Regions from separate parts of the Homo sapiens genome. Here region 1 is linked to region 2. Evidence: chromatin loops called from intact Hi-C (ENCODE). Cell type or tissue: Caco-2. All regions are shown on one strand. Links, peaks and the distances in the headings refer to the core of each region. The heading gives the core; the rest is flanking DNA.

Region 1 (9,882 bases), core at 2,068-7,067, 81 kb after region 2:
TGTCCCTGCAAAGGACATGAACTCATTCTTTTTCATGACTGCATAGTATTCCATGGTGTACATGTGCCACACTTTCTTAATCCAGCCTATCATCGATGGACATTTGAGTTGGTTCCAAGTCTTTGCTATTGTGAATAGTGCCACAATAAACATACATGTGCATGTGTCTTTGTAGTAGCATGATTTATAATCCTTTGGGTATATACCCAGTAATGGGATGGCTGGGTCAAATGGTATTTCTGGTTCTAGATCCTTGAGGAGTCGCCACACTGTCTTCCACAATGGTTGAACTAATTTACACTCCCACCAACAGTGTAAAGCATTCCTATTTCTCCACATCCTCTCCAGCATCTGTTGTTTCCTGACTTTTTAATGATCGCCATTCTAACTGGCATGAGATCTTATCTCATTGTGGTTTTGATTTGCATTTCTCTGGAGCATCAGGATTTTTGAAAGCTCCCTAGGTAATCCTGATATGCAAGTGAAATTAAGAATATAGCCCAGCATGTGAATGAAAGATTTAAGGGTTTCTTTGATAAGACTTAAATTCACTGCTCAGATTTATAAAATGGAACACTTGCTCAGAATGAAGTTATCCTTTGAGGAAAGGAAATGGCACTTGGGTAGAAAGTAAGCAGGTCTCTGAATTAGCCAAACAGGATTAGATTTAAAGCCCAAGTGGATGAATAAGCTGTATAGAAGGGAGCAGCCCCTTCCTCTGAGATTGAGGCAAGAAAAGCAACACAAGATTTTGTTAGGGGCTAGAAGCTGGGGCATTCATGTCAACTGTTTTGTAGAGGAAGAGATATTCAGCCAAGCAAACACTTTCTGAGCACTTAGCATGTCCCAGGGGAGGTCACCTGCTGAGCATGGGAAATGAAAGTGGAGTCAAAGACTTGAAGAGAATTGTGAAAATTTAGAACAGTTTCTGTGAACACTAGGGGAAGATGCAGAGCAGGAGACAAATGGATTTCCCAGTGCTGTTGTCGGCCAGCTGCAGTTAGAAACATTTTTCTGCTGAATAAAAGGAAGAATTTGCTGACAGTAAAAACTGTCCTGAGTTGCCACGGGCTTCCCTCGGAAATGGGGAACTTCCAGTGGCTGGATCTCAACCATAGGTTAGATCAGCACTTTTCATCCGGAAAACCTATGTACCAATAATAGCTGAGTGGGGTGTTACTAGTAATTTTGGCTAATAATGATACCGAACTATGCAAATTCTTAACTTTTAAAATGCACTCTAGAATACAATCAAGGCTGAGCCTGTAATAGCATCCCTCTTAATTACTTGCATTATTGATTCACTTTGAGCAGAAAATAAAAGGTGTGGTGCAAGCTTAGCTGCCAGGAATTGTACAGAACCCACAAACTATCTGATCTCATCAGCAGAGGTAATGTATTTCATATGTGAATGTTATCCATTGAGTGTGGGGGAATGGAAAAATGGGCTGAGAACTGTTGAGACAGATGTCAATGTGGTATTGGGAGATCTAAGAATTGAATGGAGATCTAAGAGTTGAATGTGGAATGGGGATGTTGACTTGAACAGTTAAAGTCCTTCCAACTCTGATATTCTGTGATTCTAGGAAAACACCTGTGTGTCTGGATCTTCTTTAGGCTTGAAACTAAAAGCTTCACACAAGAAGGGAATGAATCACTACATAAATTATTCAGCGCTTGAAGGCCCTCAGAGAATTACTCTCTGTTCTTTGATTGAGGCAGGGATTTTCTCCTAGATCCTTAGTCTGAATAAAGGCTGAGTTTTGGATCTCTCAGGTCCAGAAAAAATGCTATAGATAATTAGGCCGTCATTATCTAGGCCTCCTCCATCTTGAATCATTATGACTATAAAATCATTACCTTGTGCATAGCTTGCAATACATTCTTTTCCCTACTTACAGTCCAGAATTGCTGGTTGAGATAGATAAGGTGTTGTTGCAAAGGGATTTCATAACTAGTGGGAAACAGTATGACATAACAGTATGCCTGGGGCCAGATACCAGTTTTACTATGTTCCAGGTGGTTACCTTAACCAGGTTACTTTCTGCTCAGTGCCAGCCTCATCACTGGTAAAATGAGAATAATAATGTATCAGAGGGTTACCGTGAAGACATAATACACATCGAGTGCTTAGAATAGCACCTGGCAGGTATAAGGTAGGTAAGTATTCCAGCCACCTTACTTACATAATTGCTACCTTCCAGGAGCTGGAAGAAAGATACACTTAGATGGACATACTTTTTCAGCCCATGCAGCCAACAAAATAAGAACATAAAACCAAAACAAAATTAAACAGTGGGTATTTTATTACCTCCTTTTTTTTTTTTTTTTTTTTGAGAGAGAGTCTCGCTCTGTTGCCCAGGCTGGAGTGCAGTGGCGCAATCTCGGCTCACTGCAAGCTCCACCTCCCTGGTTCATGCCATTCTCCTGCCTCAGCCTCCTGAGTAGCTGGGACTACGGGTGCCCGCCACCATGCCCGGGTAATTTTTTTTGTATTTTTAGTAGAGATGGGGTTTCACTGTGTTAGCCAGGATGGTCTCGATCTCCTGACCTCATGATCTGCTCGCCTTGGCCTCCCAAAGTGCTGGGATTACAGGCGGGAGACATCGCAACCCACCCTTCCTCCTTTCATAGGTTCTCCTTGTTTAGAAAATTAGACGCCAACTCTTTAGCTTGGTATCAGAATCCTTCATGACAATGCCAATGTTTCAACACACATAATACACTCTTCCCCATTAAGTCAATAACCTACACTTGAACAAAATCAGACCATCTGCTGTGGTCCCAGTGGGCATGATATGTCCCCATCTCTGAAAGCTTACTCATAGTATTCACCCAGTCTGTATGCAATATATTTTTCACTCGTCTTTGCTGGTTGGTATCTTCTCATCCTTTACCATCCAAGCCAAGTGACTTTCTCTATGAAGACTTTCTTTAAAACCCCAGTAGATAAAATATGTCTATCCCTCTCTGTGATACCTTAACACTTTATATACTTGATACTTTCATTACCATACTTTTCATACACTTCCTTGGTATAGAGTTATTTTGTAAATTCCTCCAGATTTTAAGTGCCTTGAAAGAGAATTTGTTTCTTATTCATCTCTATTTCTCCTCCTGTGACTGGCTCCCACCGTCACTGCCCCCACAATATGCACAGTGCAGGCCATGCTGCCTTATACACTATAGGCATTTGATAAATGTGGGCTGGTTATGGGACTCTCTGGGATGTAAGAAAGCACTTAATTGGAATGAAGATTGGGAAGAGTTCCCTATCCAGCTTAAGTGGGGCAAGAAAGAGCAGATGCTATAACCCAGGGGCTTTGAGCACTTATTAAAATTAGATATTGAATGTCTGAGAACAAATTCTAGCACATACTGAGTATTAGGCATATTTTAGATGCTAGCCACCCCCTCTTCTAGAAGATCTGCCTCCTACCCACAACCCCCGATGAAGTGGTGAATGAATCATCTGTCTTTGTTCCACTGCAGTCCCCACTCCATCTTGAGTCAAAGCCTACCTACCCTACAGCCTCATGAGACAAGATGAGCTCAGCCACTGTCTCTCTCCACTAAGATTTCAAGTTAGGACTTAAAAATACTCAAGTAGGAGCTATAAACTCTAAAATTGTTGCAATACTAACAACAACAAGAACAACTGTATTTATTGAGTGTATACTATGTGCCAGTCACTGTGTGGCACATAGTACGTGCTCAATGTACTTAAGGACAATATCTTTACTCCTCACACTACTGTGAAGATGAGGCTGTTATTACCCCCATTTTATTTTATTTTTTATTCTTATTTTTTGAGACGGATTCTTGTTCTGTTGCCCAGGTTGGAGTGCAGTGGCACCATCTTGGCTCACTGCAACCTTTGCCTCCCAGGTTCAAGCGATTCTCCTGCCTCAGACTCCCGTGTAGCAGGAGCTACAGACGGGCACCACCACACCTGGTTAGTTTTTGTATTTTCAGTAGAGACAGGGTTTCACCATTTTGGCCAGGCTGGTCTTGAACTCCTGACCTCAAGTGATCCGCCTGCCTCAGCCTCCCAAAGTGTTGAGATTACAGGTGTGAGCCACTGTGCCCGGCCTCCCCCATTTTACAGGTGAGAAAAGTGGAAAACAGAGAAGTGAAGTTTTAAATCGATAGTCAAACTCCAGCAACCTATCTCCAGAGTCTATGCTCTTAACCACTATACTAAAACATGTTTCCCCGGGGCAGGGCAAGTCAAGGTGAAATGTCTCAAGGACTCAAAGATGGGGCACTGACAAGCCAAGGAGTAAGCAAAGGAAGTCAGTCTACAGACGTAAAAACAACTATGGGGTAGGAGCAAAGGGAGAAACATACATGAAAGATTACACAGCCATGAGGCAGCCACAGAAAGACACAGGACAACCCCATTTCCCCATAGCTATAAAATTCCTGCGGCTTGGCAACATCACATTTCCTGCCTTAGGATTTTGTAACCCTCACTGCTTATGATAAACTGACCTTTGCACTAGCTAAATAAGTGGAGCATAAAAAGAACCTGGTGTATATTGTTAAAAGCCTGTGTCTCCATGTTCAGTGTGGACTCAGAAGTCACACTCATTGCTCAGTCCTCAAGTCAGGCCAGCTCCCACTTTGCAGATCATGAGTGAGAAGACCTTATTGGAGCTCTAGCACTGCCAAGTTATTAAAACGGAGAAACTTTGAACTGGTCCTTAATGTGTTTGGACTTCAGCAGCTTCATTTATAAAATGAGTGTCAGGGGAGGGAAGAACCAATAACAAAACATTAGACCTGCCATCTGCCTCCAGCCAAAAGTTGTGACTGAGGCTCAGTGGAAAGGCCATGCAAACGTGGAACTTTTTTTTTTTTTAAGCTTAGCATTCCTTCGGGCTTGTGTGTAAACCGTGACTGTTATCGGTGGTGGTAAGCCAGTCAGTAAAGAAAAAAGTAATGCTACCTATCACGCTGGCATTGCCCTCTCTCACATCTCTGTTTACAAAGTTACAGGTATTGCCAGAAAATACCCGCATTCCTTTGTTCTCACTAATGAGTCAACTCTGGAAGCACCAGTCCCTTTATCAGTAAGACAGATCTACCTTGTCCAAGCCTCTGTTTACTCATCAACAGAAACATTCTCCTGGGCTGTTCTCCATAGTCTTGGCTCACAGTCTTCCTGTGTCTTTGTGCTTCACCAGACTTTACCTTTTCTGCCCACTTGGACCTAGATGACCTCCCACCCCCAACAACAAGGACTGTGATTCCTGCCAGCGAGTCTCTTGTTTGTTTTGGGGAGAAGCTTACTTGGCAACAAAGAGATGGGACAGATAGTTATTAGCTTGAGTGCCCAGACAGTGTGATTCTCTGATACAGTTAAATTTACAGGACACAGAGATGTTACATTTAATTGAGTTTTGTTGTAGATTTATTTTGCTGAATAAAATTCACAGGAGGCCATTGGTTTGGACTGAGCTCCCCCTGCACTAGATCCACCAGGCCAAACCAAAATGGAGTCACTCGTGCTAATGTTCTGTGCTACCATGTCGGAACTGAGTTGTTTATCTGACCTACCAAGAAATCAAGAGATAATAGCCATCTCCCCAAACAGGCGAGTTTTAGGAAGCCTGCTCTGCCTTAACCTTTACAAGAAAAGCAACTTTGAACACCAATCTACTCTTTGTTCTCTGTTGGGGCTTTCCTCAGCCCTTGCCGAGAAGCTAACCTCCCCTGCTCAGCTCATAGGAACACTCATTCAATTTTATGGAATGAGGTGTTGCCCAACTCTAGAATGGCAAACAAAAGCCAATTAAGATCTTTAAATTTGTTGTAATTTTGTCTTTTGACAGTTTGTAAATGAACTATGCTGCCTTCATAAATATTACTTATATTGGGTTGTCCCCAACTTCAGAAAGGTCTTATGTCTCATCAAAACCACAATATCACTAAATCATAGTCTTCCTGTCTTGTAACTCTTGCAGACATGACCACAATTTCCCACAAATAAATGATAAGATATTTGAAGCTTGCTTTGTTAGATTATGGAATGGGAAGGACCCCGGCAAGTTAAAAGCCCTGGGGTAGGATTGCCAGATAAAATACAGAATGCTGAGTATATATGTGTGTATATATATATATTTTCTTTTATATATATATATTTTTTTCTTTTTTCTTTTTTTTTTTCTTTGCTCTGTTGTCTAGGCTGGAATGCAGTAGCATGAACACAGCTCACTGCAGCCTCAACCTCCTGGGCTCAAGTGCTCCTCCTGCCTCAGCTTCCCAAGTAGCTGGGACTACAGGCCTGGGCCACCATGCCTGGCTAATTCCCTTCCCTTCCCTTCCCTTCCCTTCCCTTCCCTTCCCTTCCCTTCCCTTCCCTTCCCTTCCCTTCCCTTCCCTTCCCTTCTCCCTCCCCGCTCCCCCTCCACTCCCCTTCCCCTTCCCTCCCCTCCCCTTCCCCTCCCCTCCCCTTCCCCTCCCCTGCCCTTCCCCTCTCCTGCCCTTCCCCTCCCCTCCCCCTCCCCCTCCCCCTGCCCTCCCCTCCCTTCCCTTCTGTTTTTGTAACGACGAGGTCTTGCCATGTTTTCCAGGCTGGTCCTGAACTCCTGGGCTCAAGCAGTCCTCCTGCCTCAGCCTCCCAAAGTGCTGGGATTACTGGCATCAGCTACCACATCCAGCCCCAAGTTAAATTTGAACTCTAGATAAATAATGAATAAACAACCAATATTGCATGGGGCAGAATTATACTAAAAAATTATTTGCTGATAACTGAAATTCAAACTTAAAGGGAATCCTATATTTTTATTTGCTAAATCTGGCAACCCTACCCAGATGTCCAATTCTGACTCTTACAACAGGTAAGAGTTGTAAATTTAAATTTGTCATCCTCAGAATCCTCCATAAAATGAAAAGGCTGAACAAGATGAATCCTAAGGTTTCTTGCAGTTCAATAATTATGTAATTCTGTGACTCAAGTACTAATGAACTACAAATGTGACACTGGGCAAGTTAATTTCTTGGTGGATCAATTTCCTCCTCTTCAAAATAAGGATGATAAAGCCAATGTCAAAATTATTAGATGAATAGACCTGGTTTATGACTTGTCTTAGATAAACAAAGCTAGATATTAGTTAAAGAGGTGAAAGCAGATTTTATTCAACTACTGACAGTAAGGAAAGAGTTGGGCTGCCTTCTGATTTGTGCAAAGGTAACTGGGCATTTTAAAGGGAAAATAAGGGAGGAGGAAGTGTGAGCAACTGCAGCTCAGGCAGAGTCAGGGAAAGTGAAAAATGACCAAGGGTTAGTCAGGGTAAATGTGATTAGGCTGGCTGCATCTGCTAGCTGGCAATTATGGAAGTCAGGATTCTATCCTCCCGCAGAGACTGGGACTCCCAGGCCCTATTCTTCCTGATTATATTTCAAAGGAATAGTTTTCAGGTCCTTGAGAAAGATACTCCTGAGTTGTAGGAGATACGTATACATTTTAAAGCAACAGAGAAAGGACTCAGAATTGTAAGCCACTTTGATTTCATGTGCTAGGAAAGGGAAGTTAGGGGCCTATTGTCAGGTGTTGATGAGAACAAACAGTAAATGCTTTTGACAGCCTTGAGATTTTCCTGACAGGAACTCAAAAGGGGGCAGGGTTTTCTCAGTGATGCTGCCTTCCATGCTAGAAACCATTCTATGATTGGTCAAGTCTTAGTGCAGGGGTATGGACTGAGCGGTTGTTATGAGCCAATAGTTATTTGCAGTTCTCATCTTCAAAAGTGCGTGGCATAGTAACTTGTGCTTAATAATTAATCTCTTGTTTATTCATTCAAAATACTATAAAATCCCTCATGATCAAGCTGTATCTAAAGAAACTTTTTTGTTTTGTTTTGTTTTGTTTTGTTTTGAGACGGAGTCTCGGTCTGTTGCCCAGGCTGGAGTGCAGTGGTGCGATCTCGGCTCACTGCAAGCTCCGCCTCCCAGGTTCACGCCATCCTCTTGCCTCAGCCTCCCAAGTAGCTGGGACTGCAGGCGCCCACCACCACGCCCGGCTAATTTTGTTTTTGTATTTTTAGTAGAGACGGGGTTTCTCTGTGTTAGCCAGGATGGTCTCGATCTCCTGACCTTGTGATCCACCAGCCTCGGCCTCCCAAAGTGCTGGGATTACAGGCGTGAGCCACCGGGCCCAGCCTAAGGAACATTTTTTTTTATAACTTAGTTCTGTGTGAAGAAACGGCTTTTGATGCAAACTTTAAGTGAGAAAAAAGTATAGGACACTTGCTTAACTTGCTCACTTTTTTTATTTTTTTGAGACAGGATTTCACTCCGTCACCCAGGCTGGAGTGTAGTGGTGCGATCACAGCTCACTGCAGCTTTGAACCTCCAGGGCTCACATGATCCTCCTGCCTCAGCCTCCCAAGTAGCTGAGACCACAGGTGTGTGCCACCATGCCTGGCTATTTTTTTAATTTTTAGTAGAGATGAGGTCTCACTATGTTGCTCAGACTGGTCTGGAGCTCCTGGGCTCAAGTGATCCTCTTGGTTTGGCCTCCCAGAGTGCTGGGATTTCAAATGTGAGCTACCATGTCTTACCACTTGCTTAAAATATTATGAGTCTTAGCAAATTGTTGGTAAGCAATGATGGTGCTGCAGTTTAAAATGAATGTTATTTCTTCATTAAGGTATCTCTTAAGACTTGTCATTGTCACCATTTTTGTTGACACGAAGTTGGTGACCTATGGACTCAAAATACACATCTTTATTCTAGAATTTGTATGTTAGCTTTCAGCTTGCCCTCCCTTCAGTTGGTCCAAAACAAAAAGATTCCTCAGTTTCTGAATAGGTGAAGTTACTACACTGATTTAATTATATCTGTATTGCAGCAAATCTGAGCTGGATCTGGGGAAGAGTGTGTGTCCTATTTTTGTTTCTCTTTACTCATTAGATTTATATTTTTAAATGGTGCTAAATTGTGAATTTAATGCAATGCACACAGAAGCAGTCATGGGTGGAATTTTATCCCTCCTTGGCTCTAAAGAGTTTTCACAGATTTAGGCTTTGTATAAAGAACTTCTTGGCCAGGCACGGTGGCTCACGCCTGTAATCCCAGCACTTTGGGAGGCCGAGATGGGCGGATCACAAGGTCAGGAGATAGAGACCATCCTGGCTAACACGGTGAAACCCCATCTCTACTAAAAATACAAAAAAAATTAGCTGGGTGTGGTGGCAGGCGCCTGTAGTCCCAGCTACTTGGGAGGCTGAGGCAGGAGAATAGCATGAACCCAGGAGGCAGAGCTTGCAGTGAGCTGAGATGGCACCACTGTACTCCAGCCTGGGTGACAGAGCGAGACTCCATCTCAAAAAAATAAAAAATAAAAGAAAGAAAGAAAGAAAGAATTTCTTAATCTTTCTCAGATTATCCTTTTTCTCCACTCCATTGATGTTGCCTTGGTTCTGGCCTTCATTACTGCTTGCCTGGATGGTTATCCTCTTTTTTTTTGTTGTTGTTGTTTTGTTTTTTGTTTGTTTGTTTTGAGATGGATTTTTGCTCTTGTTGCCCAGGCTGGAGTGTAGTGGTGCAATCTCGGCTCTCTGCAACCTTTGCCTCCCAGATTCAAGTGATTCTCCTGCCTCAGTCTCCCTAGTAGCTGGGATTACAGGCATGCACCACCACACCTGGTTAATTTTTTTGTATTTTTAGTAGATATGGAGTTTCACCAGCTTGGCCAGACTGGTCTGGAACTCCTGACCGCAGATGATCCACCTGCCTCAGCCTCCCAAAGTGCTGGGATTACAGGCGTGAGCCACCGCGCCCAGCCGATACTCTTGTTTTAAAATGGTCACTCTGCTTCCAGCATCCCTCACAGTATTTGTTAGGCTAAACTGTATGTAACAAAAGCCCCAAGTA
Region 2 (9,882 bases), core at 1,990-6,989:
AAAAAAAAAAAACCCAAATATCAGATGAAACAAACCTCATATTCTCACCACCAAAGCTGTTCTAAACCTACTTATTTTTCTTCTCTTTTGATAAATGGAAGCATTGTCCCTACCTCTAGTTCCACGTTTCCTCTGGATTTCATCGCTGTTCAAGGAACTTTTCCTTTTCTCTCTCATATTATCCTTTTCTCTCTCATACAACTTTTCCTTTTCTCTCTCATATTATCACTTGCCCTTTCACAACTCACAACCCATGGGCTCGCATGATGCTTTCATATCACTCATCTAAAACAAAAACGAAACAACTTTGTTTCACTGACACCCTGCTTTCTAGCTATTTCCCATTTCTCTTCAATATTTCACAACCAAACTCCTCAAAATTATTTTTACTCACGGTCCACTTTTTTACCTTCTTTTCTCCACCTATTTTTAGGGGTTTTCTTTCTCATCCCACCCTATGAAAACCCCTTCTAATTTTAGCAAAATCTCAAAACTAACAGTCAACTGTCTATTCTCATTTTACTTGATCGATCACTCAGCAGCTTTAAACCTAGTTGGTCACTGCCTTTGTTGAACCCAGTGCTATAGTTTGAATAGTGTTCCCCAAAGTTCGTGTATCGGTAACTTAATCCCCAATTCAACAGTGCTGAGAAGTGGAAACTTTAAGAGGCAATTTGGCCATGAGGGTTCTGTCTTTATGAATGGATTAATCCTTTTATTGTGGGAGTGGGTTAGTTATCAAGAGAGTAGATTCTTGATGAAATGACAAATTCAGCCCTCTTCACCCTGTCCTGCTCTGCTCTCATGCTCTCTCTTGTCCTTTTACCTTCTACCATGGGATGACACAGCAACGAGGCCCTCGCCAGATGGTGGCCCTTCAATCTTAGATCTCCCATTTTCCAGAACTGTAAGCCAAGTTATCCAGTCTCAAGTATTCTGTTATAGCAGCACAAAATGGACTAAGATACATACTTCTCCCTGGATTTTCATGACACTAAGTGCTTCTGATTTTCCTCTTATCTCTCTGTTCACTCCTCTTTATTATTTGTTGATTTCTTCCTCTCTGTTTAACATTTAGATGTTGGGATACTCTAGGCTCTGTCCTTATTCCTCTTCTCTTCCTAATGTACACCTTCTTTTAATGTCATCTCATTCAGTTCTATGACTGTAAATATTACCTATATATTGATAAGTCTAAAATCTATATTTGCAACACTGACTTTTCCACTAAGATCTGAACTCAAATATCCAGCTGTCTTCTCACCATCTCCAATTTAATCCTAAGGATAACTCTTGATTCACCTCCCAAATTTACTTTCCTTCAGTCATCCACATCACTAAATGATACCTCCATATACCCGAGTTGTTCACTCTGTGACCTTGGTAATAAGAACCATGAAGTCTTTTCAATCAGGCATCTCTCAACTTGTTGTTGTTGTTGTTGTAACAGAGTCTCACTCTGTCGCCCAGGCTAAAGTGCAGTGGCACGATCTCAGCTCACTGCAGCCTTCACCTCCCAGGTTCCAGCGATTCTCCTGCCTCAGCCTCCCAAGCTGGGACTCCCTCAGCTGGGACTACAGGTGTGCAGCACCATGCCTGGCTAATTTTTGTATTTTCAGTAGAGATGGGGTTTCACCATGTTGGCCAGGCTGGTCTTGAACTCCTGACCTCAGATGATCCACCCTCCTTGGCCTCCCAAAGTGCTGGTATTACAGGTGTGAGCGAACATGCCAGGCCCATCTCTTACCTTTTGTATCTCAATCCTATTTCAGAGTCTTAGAAACTCTCCATTATTTTCTTTGCACCATCTTAGTATACCTTCAATAGTAAGGTAGCCCTGGTTTCTCCAGTTAGCTACCTTTCTTGGACATTGTTCTCTACTATTCCAGCATATTGCCATTCAGTGTTATATAGGGCATGAGACTTCTCCAGGAACCTGGCAGTCTTCCAAGAATATACTATGTAATCAAAGCTGAACCCTTTCTGCCTTGGAGTGCCCATCTAGGTGATTATATAGTCTTTCTTCTAAAAGATGGTATAGGGAGTGTTGGGGAGAAGCGTCTTCTCAGGGACACACTAACATCTAATCTCTTGTCACCTCCCCTTAGAATTCCTTTTTCAAATCTTCCTCAAGAATAGGAAGGCTGGCCAGTTGCAGTGGCTCATGCCTGTAATCCCAGCACTTTAGGAGGCCGAGGCAGGTGGATCACCTGAGGTCAGGAGTTTGAGACCAGCCTGGCCAATATGGTGAAACCCCATCTCTGCTAAAACTACAAAAAATTAGCCGGGCGTGGTGGCAGGTGCCTGTAATCCCAGCTACTTAGGGGGCTGAGGCAGGAGAATTGCTTGAAACCGGGAGGCGGAGTTTGCAGTGAGCCAAGACTGTGCCATTGCACTCCAGCCTGGGTGACAGAGTGAGACTGTCTCAAAAAAAAAAAAAAAAAAAAAAAAGGAAGACTGTTCACATTCCTCACTTTCTCTTTCCTACATTTTGGCCTGTTATATAAACTTTATGCTTTTGGTCTCTTGATACACAAAGCCAATATTTTGTAGTTCTAAAAATGGCCTTTGCTTTCCCCCACAATGCCTGGCTCAAAGTCTATGGACTTTGGTATAAGCGTACAGAATTTTACAAAGGAGCTCAAGAATGATGAATTTGACTCTTCCAGGCTGTGTCTCTCCTGAGAGTCAATACCCTTAGAAATCTTGGATGATGAAGGAGAAGAGAAATTGGTTCAAATAAGTCTTGGGAAGGAGAGGGAGAACCAACACCATAGCATCTTAAAAATATTATCCCTAGCTACATTGTTTTTCATTGTTTTGTAGGTTTTTATATTTTTTTCTGTGTCTTCTGAGGAATTTTACTGGGAAGATATAAAAGGCTACATCAGGGGCTTCCAGCCAAGTGCTATTTTAAACTGAAGGTCTTTGTTTTTTATAGAAGTAAATTTTACATACAGTAATTTTCTTTCATCCCATGCGTTTTCTTCATGGAGCCATACCTGAGAAGAAAGAGCCAGGAACCAAGCTCAAGTCTATAAGGGGCAAGCACCAAAATAAAATAGAAGAGGATCTAAAAGAGCTTGGTATACCTCCTGGTTTGCTGCAAGCCACATCTGGTTTTATTCACACATTAGATAGGTAGTATGTTAGTTTCCTAGGACTGCTATACCAAAATGCCACAAAATGAATGACTTAAAATAATGGAATTTATTCTCTCACAGTTGTGGAGACTGAAAGTCTGGAATCAAGATGTCAGCAGGGTTGTTTACTTCTGGAGGCTCTGAGGGAGGGTCTGTCCCAGGCCTGTCTTCCAGTTTCTGGTGGTGGCCTGCAGTCCTTGGCATTCCATGGCTTGCAAGATGTCTCGCTCCGATCTCTCTCTATCTTTCCATAGCATCTCCTCCCTGTGTGTCTCTGTGCCCTCACACAGCCTGCTTATAAGGACACCAGTCATTGGATTAAGGGCACATTACTTCTCCAGTGAAATCTCACCCTTAACTAATTATATCTGCCAAGACCCTATTTCCAAATAAGGCCACATTCTGAGATTCCAGGTGGATGAGTTTGAGGGGAGACATTATTCAACCCAGTATAGATGGAAAGAAAGACTTTTAAGTTGCGACAAAATATGGCAGTATTTCTCCAGAGGCTGCCAGGTGAGGCTCCCAAGTGAGCCACCTGCTTGATTACAAGTAGGAGGCTGAGAAGGGTGGTAGGTTGAAAGTTAGGTTATGTCCTCTTAGCATAAATTTGAGGGACAAGTGGACTTTTGAAAATCTAGATGGCTAGCATTTGGTTTTGTTCATTATTGCCTTTCTCACTTTTCTAGCATCTACAGCATCTTTCCCTCTTTCACTTTCCATTCTATCTAGTCAATAGTTCCAGCGCAAAAAAAAAAAAAAAAAAAAAAAAAAAACACTAGACTAGAATTCAAAAACATTGCTTTAATGTCTTGCTTCTGTCATTTACTATCTGTTTGGACTCGAGAAAGTCACGTCCCTGTGCCTGAATGTCCTCAACTGTGAAATAATCAAACTCCCAATGCTTTTTTAAATAAGTTTATAACATTTTTACCTCTGAAGTTGACACTTCTCTAAGGCACTAAGACTTTTGGGATACCATATTTTATCAAGGAAGCAAGGCACTCTGAAATACCAGAGATAAATTTTCATCCAGAATAGTTGATATACAAAAATATGTTTGTTTTAAGTAATAAACTCTACTTACCTAAAAATGTATTTATATGGGACACATATTTATCTGGTATTATTAAGTAATATTCCAGGCCAGCCATCAAAATGAACTACACTGCAAGTAAATATGTAAACAACTGAAGACCCATAGAATACCTGCCCAATGGGTCTTGAATGCTCCATAGAATAAGTTATGCATGTACCTGTTTTATTCATATTTTATGCAGTAGAAAAGAGAGATGAGAGGGTGAGAGGGAAAAAGGGAATGAGAATAAGCTCATTCAATTCCACTGCCTCTTTAAGCTTCAATTTTCTCATTTTAAAAAATTGGGTTGATAATTCCTTTTTTCCTCTGAGCTCTACATTTGTTATACAGTGTGCTTTCAGTATCACATTATCAAGCTCTAAAGTGCTTAGTACCTTGCTAGCATATGGTAAGTGCACAATTCATATTTGTAATAAACGAAGGAATTAGTATGTCAAGGCTACCTCAAGGGGTTCTTCTGAAATGCAGCTTGTTATTGTTTTTACCTATGTCACCCTGTCATCCGTCCCAGTTTGCCTATTGCCAAGTTTTTTTCTTTATTTAGCAGCCCCTGCTTTGGCCACTAGATGGCACCAGAGGAAAGTTCCTTAAAGACAGCAAAAGAAGGAAAGATGGGTGAGGTTAGCCCCAGTATGAATAAAGGAGCCACCCAGGTTAATTAAGTAAAACAAGCACCCAGCATTTCACCGAAGACATTGCAAGGAAGTGAAGCCTTCATGAGACTGGACTTCAAATGAACTTTGAGCACTGGTGGAAACAGAAACAAAAAACTCTCTGCTAATAGAAATAAGATACTGGAACCAAAGACAATAGCCTTGAACAAAACATTCCGGGACACCACGGGTATCAGCAGAATGGGGGCAATCTAAGAAGACAGGCCAGACCAGATCACTCACCATGATTAATGATTATCACCATTACACAGAGAAACCTAGATCTGATATGAAAACTCCACTCAATAGAGCAGATCTGTTGCATATATTTCAGTTTAATTTAATGTGGACTAAACTATATGTAGTTCTCATTTCAGAGTCAATTTTAACCAATCCTTGTGTCATCTATTTAAAGTCACCAAATAACTCCCCTAAATATTGTTACATGGAGGCACCTGGGCTATCCAGACTCAGTTTACTATAGAAGTCACGAATCTAGAGTCCCGAGTGGGCAAAAGAAAGTAGGCATCTGGTACATAATGCTGCCTTTTAAAGCCTCGCTTCTGTCTGGTGCATTGCACGTGACTTACAGATGCAACAGACAACTCTACTTGCTGTGTGATTCTGTGCTTACCAGAAACTTTCCAATTATAAATGGACTTTTCCTGTAGATCTGCCTTCAGGAAGAAAAAGCTATGTCCTTGCAAGCACAAAATTAATTCTCTGAATCTGTCGGACTTAAAACCTTGGACAGTGTTGAATTCTGTGTTGAATGCCCCCTGGAATAGCTCTTCACAGATCACCAAAGCCCTGGTGACCGCATATTGGCCCATTTTCTTCACGTCCTTTTTTTCTACTTTTATAGCCATGATTCTCCATCCTGGTTGCAGATCAAAATTATCCATGAAGATTTTTATTAATACAGATCCCCAGACTCTAGTCCCAAAGATTCTAACTCAGTAGATCTAGGGTTGATCCAGGTATCTGTATTCAAAAGAGACCCAATAGATTCCAATAAGGCTGACCCTAAATCTATGGTGTTTCAGAATCATGCATCTTCTGGATTATAATTCCATAAGTTAGTCCAGGACCATAGAATCATGGACGATATTATTTGGAAAAACGTCTCCAGATGCATAAGAACCCCATACTACAACATCTTCAAATGCTCAGGTTCCCATGGAAGCTCAGTATAAAGGAGGCTGACAGGAAGACACTAGCCCATTGAAGCTTAACACTAAGAAACCAGCAGACCTTTGGGAACTTCAGCTTTTAACTAGGAGTATCCAAAAAGTCCTATTAGCTATTGGAGAAAAGGCTACTGATGCCCTAGCTGGCCAAAAATACATATATGAGACCAAGACCAGATACGTAATTTGTGGGTCCCAGTGCAAAGTTGAAAAGTTAAGAATTTCAAGATGGCAACAGCAGAGCATTAAACCAAGTGTGAGCTCTTTCTGAGAATGGAACGTTGTGCAGCTGCACAGGGCACATGCCCATGAAGTAGCCTATGCGGGACTATTGGGACCAGGCTACAACTGAGGCAGGACAGTGATTTGTACATCAAGGAATAACTGTAATCCGATCAGTATCTGATCTTCCTCTCAATTTGCTTGTTTTTCTGCATCCTTGAGGCAGCCTTTGGGAATCTCTTTAAAATGCAAATTCAGTAGTGTCACTCCCCTGTGCAAAAGCATTCAATGGCATCCCATTGCTCTAGGATCATATCTAAAGTCCTGAGTATGGCCCACAAGTGCCTGTGCCTTCTGGCCCCTGTCTACCTCTCCCACCTTGTGCTCCCATTCTCTTTATGCTCCAGTCACACTGCCCTTGTTTCAGTGCTTGCAATTTTCCAGGCTCCTTTCTCTTCGGGTCTTCACATATGCAGTTCTTTGTGGCTAGAAGAATCTTCCCTGTCTCTTCTCACTTAGCTAAATTCTACTTATCCTTCAGGTCATAGGTTAAATGTTGCTTCTGCATGGAAGCTTTTTTGACCCACACTGGGACACGCTGTCCTCTTACCCTCTATTTGTCCCTTATAAACTGATTTCCACTGTTCTTAAATGGCGAATTGTGCAATTATCTGTTTAAAGGCTATCTTTCCTGCTAGACTACCTGCTTCTCTGTCTTATCACTGCCATATCCCCTTTGCTTAGTGTAGTGTCTGAAACACAGGAAGTAAGTACTCAAAAAGTAGTTTTGAATTAACTAATGAGAAACATGGCAACAAATGAAGAAAGGGTGAAAATATCAGGCACTAGTATCTTCTTCTTGTTGAAGAATCACATTTACTTCCAAAGCCTACTGACCTAATCTTCCAAATCACTCCATACATGGCACTAAACATCCCTTATACAAAGACAGCACAATTGTCCAGGACAATCCAATTTTTAGCTGTCATCATGGAGTGCTTATTAACAACACTTACTTTTGCTCACCAAACTGCCTGTGTGGATGCTGAATTATGTGAATGCTCTACTTATATACCATGATCCAGTAACTCATGAGCCATCTCTCTCTCTCTCTTTCTCTCTCTGTGTAGGCGAACTGATGACAGACAGCTTCTGTGTTTTGGTGGCTGTGGTATTAACAGCAAGCTTAAGTTATTAAACCGAGCAGCTTTAATCCTCGAGGTCTCCTGGAGCAGTAGGGATTAATGTATTTTTACTCCAGAGCCAATGTAGCTATTCCGATGCTCTAAGATCTGCTCTCTGCAATGCCCAAACTGACCCCAATTGCCTTTCTCTAGACCCACTTCTCCACCGTGGGAGAAGTGATGGAATTCTACTTGGAGATCGACCCTGTTACCTTGAACCTGATCATCCTAGTTGCGAGCTACGTCATCTTGCTCCTGGTCTTCCTCATCTCCTGCGTGCTATACGACTGCCGAGGCAAGGATCCCAGTAAGGAGTACGCGCCCGAGGCCACTCTCGAGGCCCAGCCCTCCATCCGGTTGGTGGTGATGCACCCAAGTGTCGCTGGGCCCCACTGGCCAAAGGGGCCTGGCCTTTCTTTGGGGGATCCTGCTCCACTAGGAAAGAAAAGCACCATGGTATGAGGCTGGCTAAGGGACACTGGGGAGAGACCACTAGACTTTCCATAGAGACAAACTGCTCCCTATCGTGGCTCCAATTCTCTCAGCACATGTATCCCGCTTGATGAAGGAAGTGAGAGCTCTGTCTTACTTGCTGTTTTCTCGTCACCTTCTTTGTGACAAAAGTAACTGTTTAAGGTAAGAAGCCCAAAGTGGTCTTTAGTCAAATTCTCCAAATGCAAACTGTCAGCAATGCTGTAGTATAATGAAGTTGGTTACTGGTACATTTCTGATGTTGCTGTCCTTGCAACTCACAGGAGAGAATGACTTTTGAGAAAGGATGCAATATTGTGTGTGTGTGTGTGTGCACGTGCACGTGCGTGTGTGTGATAAGGAATGAGACTAACTCCAGTCTAGTCTATTCTTTGCAAATTCTTTCTTTCCAAGGCAACCAGTTTTTTGTTGTTATTTTTCTTTTCTTTAAGAGACAGAGTCTTGCTCTGTTGCCCATGCTTAAGTGCAGCAGCGTGATCATAGCTCACTGCAGCCTTGAACTGGGCTCAAGCAACCTTCCCACTTCAGCCTCCCATGTAGCTAGGACTCTAAGGTCATGACACCACGCCTGTCTTTTTTTTGTAGAGATGGGGTTTCACTATGTTGCCCAGGCTGGTATTGAACTCCTGGCCTCAAGCAATCCTCCTGCCTCAGTCTCACAAAATGCTGGGATTATAGATGTGAGCTGCTGCACCCAGTCAAGGCAACCCCATTGAACTTGTTCAGACTTCAGAACATTATTATTTCTGTACCTACCAGCTCTTCACGTTCTATTCCCAACTCCAAGACAGAATAAGGAATGCATACAACTAAAACAACAAAGCTTGGAGCCTGGGTTCAAATCCTGCCTCTTCTACTTGCTAGCTGTGTGGCCATGGTTAAGTTGAGCCACCTCTGTGTCTCAGGGATAGTGATTGGACCACTAAGCTTTTGGGGCTATTTAAATGAGTTAATTCACCAAAAGCACTTGAGACAGTTCTTGACACACAGGGTTAGCTATGATGATGATCACTGATAATATTTCCTTCCATATGCCTCATAAAAAATTTAATCTCCAATCCTCAAATCCGGCCTGATCCAATACAAAGTTATTGAAAACTCATTGAAAGAATTCTGAGACCCCACAGCTTGGTGTATCTGTCCCCAGAACACTGCCTGCTCTCCCTTCACTCTCTTTGTTGATGTTGAATGGTATGTTTTTTCCCCTGTTCATTAGTCTATTTCCAAAATTTTTGAATTATTATCTCCATTGTGTGTATTTTTATTAACCCTCCCTTCCCTGAGCTCAGAGAAACGTATGTATTTACTTTGAGATTTACTGAACCTCTTCTTTCCATCAGGACCTGTGTGGAAATAAAGAGAAATGAGTGTCATGACCCTGCCATATGATCTTTGCCGCCCAACAGAAGGAAGCAGGGTCAGGCATGACTTAGACAATGAAAGATAAGAAAGCTTTGCAGATGCTCTTTTAGAAGTCTGCATAGGATGCAGGAGTCAACAGAGACACGAGTGTCTGGCACACAGAAGACACTCAAGAAATATTCGAATAATGTTGAATGGCCAATTTCATCTTAGACTCAGGTACCAAAGATAAGATGATTTGTCTTAAAAGATAAGTAGTTATTTTTCCAGAAGAACCAAAGTATGTTGGAATCTTGAAGGGTAGGACAGGAGATGGCCTTTTAGAAGAAGAAATAACAAAAACAAAGCTTGAAAGCAAAATAATTAGAGTCCATTGGTTGTGAAGGTCTGATGGTGTCCAACATGTGAAGAAAACGTGAGAAATTCAATTTTGGTTTCTCCTGTAGAAAACTGAAGAGGAGGGCCTGGCCAGCCTGCCCTGCCAGCTTTGACAATGAGCACTGTTTTGCCTTTGGATTGTTAAGTAGCTGTAACAAA

The links. A loop is a pair of places that touch in the nucleus more often than their neighbours do. Peaks named below come from ENCODE experiments on the same cell type or tissue, not always from the same donor. Only the 100,000 strongest peaks of a DNase experiment are listed, where the experiment ranks them.
Region 1: a loop joins it to region 2, with 6 times the contacts of the local background. A loop is called at or near these places in 24 of 110 quality-filtered maps.

The regions. Positions count from the first base shown.
Region 1 is chr17:55,428,508-55,438,389 of GRCh38, reverse strand. No RefSeq gene overlaps it. Among named protein-coding and RNA genes, the nearest start is that of MMD, 12 kb to the right of the region's middle. RefSeq lists a silencer at 5,875-6,075. In Caco-2, for the core only: no CTCF peak of the experiment used is centred there; DNase peaks (open chromatin) are centred at 4,429 and 5,049.
Region 2 is chr17:55,509,124-55,519,005 of GRCh38, reverse strand. It overlaps SMIM36 (small integral membrane protein 36), which reads left to right and starts at 7,554. Exons shown (of 5, transcript NM_001395421.2): 1 at 7,554-8,127. The coding sequence starts at 7,672. The coding sequence ends at 7,953. In Caco-2, for the core only: a CTCF peak has its summit at 4,805 (motif pointing right); a DNase peak (open chromatin) is centred at 4,815.